Regions from separate parts of the Homo sapiens genome. Here region 1 is linked to region 2. A link is an interaction called in ENCODE POLR2A ChIA-PET data of the cell type or tissue named here. Cell type or tissue: MCF 10A. All regions are shown on one strand. Links, peaks and the distances in the headings refer to the core of each region. The heading gives the core; the rest is flanking DNA.

Evidence for each region. Peaks named below come from ENCODE experiments on the same cell type or tissue, not always from the same donor. Only the 100,000 strongest peaks of a DNase experiment are listed, where the experiment ranks them.
Region 1: POLR2A ChIA-PET joins it to region 2 with 5 read pairs; 3 of 35 experiments call an interaction of 5 or more read pairs at or near these places.

The regions. Positions count from the first base shown.
Region 1 is chr14:63,772,093-63,774,899 of GRCh38, reverse strand. It overlaps a transcript of SYNE2 not described here. Among named protein-coding and RNA genes, the nearest start is that of SGPP1, 45 kb to the right of the region's middle. RefSeq lists an enhancer at 1,138-1,197. In MCF 10A, for the core only: no CTCF peak of the experiment used is centred there; a DNase peak (open chromatin) is centred at 1,189.
Region 2 is chr14:63,863,153-63,865,959 of GRCh38, reverse strand. The region is part of intron 1 of SYNE2 (spectrin repeat containing nuclear envelope protein 2); the gene reads right to left. Among named protein-coding and RNA genes, the nearest start is that of SYNE2, 12 kb to the right of the region's middle. RefSeq lists an enhancer at 1,529-1,588. In MCF 10A, for the core only: no CTCF peak of the experiment used is centred there; DNase peaks (open chromatin) are centred at 1,459 and 1,739.

The sequences.
Region 1 (2,807 bases), core at 59-2,558, 91 kb after region 2:
ACAGATCATGTCATATTATTAATGCTGTAATTCTGTCAGTGCCTAACATGCTGCCTTGCATTTCATTAAATGGCTTAAACTGTTGTTTAAGCCATGCAATTTATGGCATTTTGTTATAGCATATGAAGACAATTATTAATACAATAATTTAAATTCTACCTACCAAATTATAGCTATTTTATTTATTAAAACCTCTCTTTAGCCAAGTGTAGTAATGCACATCTGTAGTCCCATCTACCTGGGAGGCTGAGGCAGGAGGATTGCTTGATCCTGGGACATGGGGGCTGCAGTGAGCCGTGATCACACCACTGCACTACATCCTGGGTGACAGAGCGAGACCCTGTCTCAAAAAAGAAAAAAAAGAAAAAAACTTCTCTCTTGTCTTCAGTTTTCTTTTTTTGTTTCTTTTTTTCTTTTTTTTTTTTTTTTTTGAGACGGAGTCTCACTCTGTTACCCAGGCTGGAGTGCAATGGCTCGATCTCGGCTCACTGCAGCCTCCACCTCCCGGGTTCAAGCAATTCTCTTGCCACAGCCTCCCAAGTATCTGGGATTACAGTCGCCCACAACTACATCTGGCTAATTTTTCTATCTTTAGTAGACATGGGGTTTCACCATGTTGGCCAGGCTGCTCTCAAACTCCTGAGCTCAGGTGATCTGCCCGCCTCAGCCTCCCAAAGTGCTGGGATTACAGGCGTGAGCCACTGCGCCTGCCCAATTTTTTGTATTTTTAGTAGAGATGGGATTTTACCATGTTGGCCAGGCTGGTCTCGATCTCCTGACCTCGTGATCTGCCCGCCTCAGCCTCCCAAAGTGCCAGGATTACAGGCATGAGCCACCGCACCCAGCCTCTTGTCTTCAGTTTTCTGAACTGTACAATGAGGGAAACGTCTTCTAGTGACACTTGAAAATCCATGAAATGCCTTACAAATGCAAAGCATTAATAATTTTATTATAGGTGTAAAAGTCCTATGAGAGGTCAGGATTGCTAAATATATAATCGTATTTCAAACAAGATGTGCTTAGCTCAAACAAGAGATTATTCTATCAGAAGGATAATCACAGATCATCAGAGGCAAATGCATTGGTATCTGCACTTTTCATGTAAAACTGAAGTCTGTTGCTTTAGACATGACAGTCTTGCTCATAATAACCATATTAAACATAGCTTCTTTTTGCTGGGCATGTTGGTGCATGCCTGTAGTCCCAGTTACTCAGGAGGCTGAGACAGGAAGATTGTTTGAACCGAGGAGTTTCAGTCTATAGCATGGTATGATTGCACTTGTAAATAATCACTATATTCTAGCACGGGCAGCATAGTGAGACCCCCATCTCTAAAAAAGTAAAAACAAACAAAGAAAAAACTTATTTTAAAAATAGGCTTTAAAAAATGTAGCGTATTAGCCAGGAGCAGTGGCTCACACCTGTAATCCCAGCACTTTAGAAGGGTGAGGCGGGTGGATTGCTTGAGCCCAGGAGTTTGAGACCAGCCTGGGCAACATGGGAAGACCCCTGTCTCTACAAAATATACAAAAATTCTCAGGGCATGGTCGTGTGCACCCGTGGTACCAGCTACTTAGGGGCCTGAGGTGGGAGGATTGTTTGAGCCCGGGTGGTTGAGACTGCAGTGAGCCGTGATTGAGCCACTGCATTCCAGCCTGGGTGACAGAGTGAGACCCTGTCCAAAAAAAATTTTTTTAAGCAATAAAATAAATAGCATTTAAATAAATTTATAATAACAAAATGGAGTTTAAACAGTAAAATTTATTATATGAATAATAAACAACAATAAAATGGCAAATAACTTCTTTTAAAATGTAATATAGGCTGGGCGCAGTGGCTCATGCCTGTAATCCCAGCACTTTCGGAGGCCGAGGCGTGCAGATCATCTGAGGTCAGGAGTTCGAGACCAGCCTGGCTAAAATGGTGAAACCCCATTTTACTAAAAATACAAAAAATTAGCCAGGTGTGGTGGTGTGCACCTGTAATCCAAGCTACTCGGGAGGCTGAGGCAGGAGGATCACTTGAACCTGGGAGGTGGAGGTTGCAGTGAGTCGAGATGGCTTCATTTCACTATGGCTTGGGCAACAAGGGCAAAACTCCATCTCCAAAAAAAAAAGTAATGTAGCTTAGATTTTTGTTTTGTTCTGTTCTGTTTTTGAGACAGAATCTTGCTCTGCCGCCCAGGCTAGAGTACAGTGGAATGGTCTCGGCTCCCTGAAACCTCTGTCTCCCGGGTTCAAGTGATTCTCCTGCCTCAGCCTCCCGAATAGCTGGGATTATAGGTGCACACCACCGCACTCAGCTAAATTTTGTAATTTTTGGTGGAGATGGGGTTTCACCGTGTTGGCCAGGCTGGTCTCAAACTCCTGCTCAAGTAATCCATCCACCTTTGCCTCCCAAAATGCTGGGATTACAGGTGTGAGTCACCGCGCCTGACCTATAGCTTAGATTTCTTAAAAGTAAAAGATGTATTGCTAATAGGTAGCTTGATGGAGAAAAGAAGTACTGTTTGCTGAGGTTTTTTGTTTGTTTGTTTTTTTGTTTTTGAGATGGAGTCTCATTCTGCCGCCCAGGCTGGAGTACAGTGGCATGACCACAGCTCACTGCAGCCTCAACCTCCTGGCCTCAAGCAATCCTCCCACCTCAGCCCCCCAAGTAGCTGGTACCACAGGTGCACACCACCACACCCTGCTAATTTTTGTATTTTTTGTAGAGACAGGGTTTCACCATGCTGCCCACACTTGGTCTCAAATGCCTGGGCTCAAGGGATGCATGCATCTTGGCCTCCCAAAGTGCTGGGATTACAG
Region 2 (2,807 bases), core at 154-2,653:
GGAGATAAAGGGTCAGAAGGAACATTTTTGTTGTTGGAAGTGTTATCTTCCAAGAAGATCCATAAATCCTTTTTTAATGAGCTAGAAGATATGCTAAAGAAAAAGGAATCTCAGAAGTAGATGGAAACAGGTTTTTTGTTTTTGATTTGTAAAAACAAGGTCTTGCTTGGTTGCCCAGCCTGGTGTTCTTTTTTTTAAAGGCCAGATAAATTTCTTTTTTCTTTTCTTTTTTTTTGGGGGGGGGGTGGGTACAGAGTTTTGCTCTTGTTGCCCAGGCTGGAGTGCAGTGGCGTGATCTCGGCTCACTGCAACTTCCACCTCCTGGGTTCACGTGATTCTCCTGAGGTCAGGAGTTCAAGACCAGCCTGCTCAACATGGTGAAACCCCATCTCTACTAAAAATACAAAATCTACTCTCCTCCACTTGGGAGTAGCCTCCAGCTACTTGGGAGGCTAAGGCAGGAGAATCACTCTCCTCCACTCTCCACCCATAAAAGCCCTACTCATCATTCTAGGCCTGGCAATACACCCTCAGCTCAAATGGCAAATGCTTTACAAAATTAGCCCTAACTTCCCCAAAGTTGGCATCACTTGCTTTATGCACCCACAGCACCTTGCTTGTACTTCAGTTGGCACTTCTTCCATTCTAGATAATACTACAGTGACTTGTTTACAAGGCCATCTCCCCCAGTTCCTGAAGAATTAGGGCTCATATATGATTCATTTCTGACTGTCCCCTAAACACCTGATACCTAGCCCCTTGTGTACTGCACCCTTGAACTGAATGTAATAACTAGCATTTGTTACCATGTGTTCTATAGGTACTATGCTTTCTGTTACCTGTATTATCTCAGTAATATAAGTACGTGGGATTTTAGTTTCACTTTTACAGATGAGGAAACTCTACTCAGAGAGGTTAAGTAATTTGCCCAAAATAACACCTCTAGTATATGGCAAAGCTAGAATTTGAACCAGGGGTCAGACTGATTTCAGAACCCAAGCTTTTAACCACTACACTATACCACAGACATTTCTAAAATTCACTTGTTCCTATAGAATGTATGCACACGGAGTATTACTCAAGATCAACACCCCAGGAAATCATATTTAACCCTATCAGCACATGGAGGTCCTTTTGGTTCTGCTCTAGTCCAGGGGCATAAACAGGCAGACTCATGATATCCCAGATTCATTTATTTTTCTCCTTTTTTACCCCCACTCCCAGTCCTCACTACCCCTGAAAAACAAATTAGAAAAGAAATGATTTGGAAGGTAGAGATAAAAAAAGAATTCAATCTTTCACTCCTTGTAAGACACATAATAGTAACAGTAAGTGTATAAGATTTAGCAGCCATATATAACCTAAAAGAATCTGTTGGATCACTTCAAAACATGCTCACCCTGCTCAAACCTGAAATCAACAGCAGTTGCTAAGAAAACACATGACCGACTGCAAGACAACATGATGACTCACCCAAGGAACAAGCTTACCTTCCAGTTCTCAGAAACCATCACCAACAGAGAGTCTTTGTAACCAAATCATCAATCTGTGGTTACAAACATTCAGAAGTTTCTTTTCATCCAGCTCACAAGGGAATATAATCAGTACTGGATTAAACACTTTTATAAAATTAATTATTATCCAGCAGAGGGGAAACTTTCTGCAAAGAAAAATGTACAAAGACTACAAAGGTAACTTATTTTCTTTTAAACAAAGACGTATTAACAGAGGAAAGATTCTTACTCAACATCATCAAATGAGTGACTACAAAGGATATTCTAACAAGAGCAAGCTTAGTAACCTATTTTCTTTGCCATTACACAAGTGCAAATAATAAAACACATCTTGGCCAGGCGCCGTGGCTCACACCTGTAATCCCAGCACTTTGGGAGGCTGAGGCGGGTGGATCACCTGAGGTCAGGAGTTCGAGACCAGCCTGGCTAACCCCGTTTCTACGAAAAATACAAAAAATTAGTCAAGCGTGGTGCCGTGCGCCTGTAATCCCAGCTATTCAGGAGGCTGAGGCAGAATTGCTTGAACCCGGGAGGTGGAGGTTGCAGTGAGCCAAGATCACACCACTGCACTCCAGCGCTGGCAACAAGGGCGAAACTCCATCTCGAAAAAATAATGATAATAAAGATAAAAAAATAAAACATATCTTTAACTCTTTAATAAACAGAATTCTAATAAACAGAATTCATGATAATCATTCCTTTTTTTCTTTCTGAATCACTATCTCAAATTTTTGAACTAAAAGCTCTAATATGCATTATTCTATCAACAATCCCATCATACACTGGCTATAACTCACCATTATACTATAGTAACAGCTTATATGCATTTGAGTTGTGGGGGGTTTTTATTTGTTTTGGAGGCATGGGAGACAGTCTTGAACAGCTTATTTATGTTGTTGAAATGTACAATTAAGATAAAAATATCTTCTGAGTAATATTTTAAAATGAAAATTAGCTAACTCCTATGTTATGACCCATTAATTCATGTATCACACAGAAGCGGCTAAAGATGAAAATCTCAGTCATAAGTGATACAATCAGCTTTTCCTCAGGATACTACAACTTGTCCTCCAAAGCCAAAGTAGGAGAAAACAGGTGGTATGTCTGTAAATCAATTCTGTCCCCTCTCCAAACATGAACTATCCCATAACCTGATCTCCTACTAAATGTGTCATCTCGAACCTTGAAAAAAAGACACCATGGAGCACATTGACTAAGACGAACGGATTTTTAAAATGTATTATGCATCCCCACATGCTGAATACCTTTTCTTTCCAAATGAGGCAACATAAC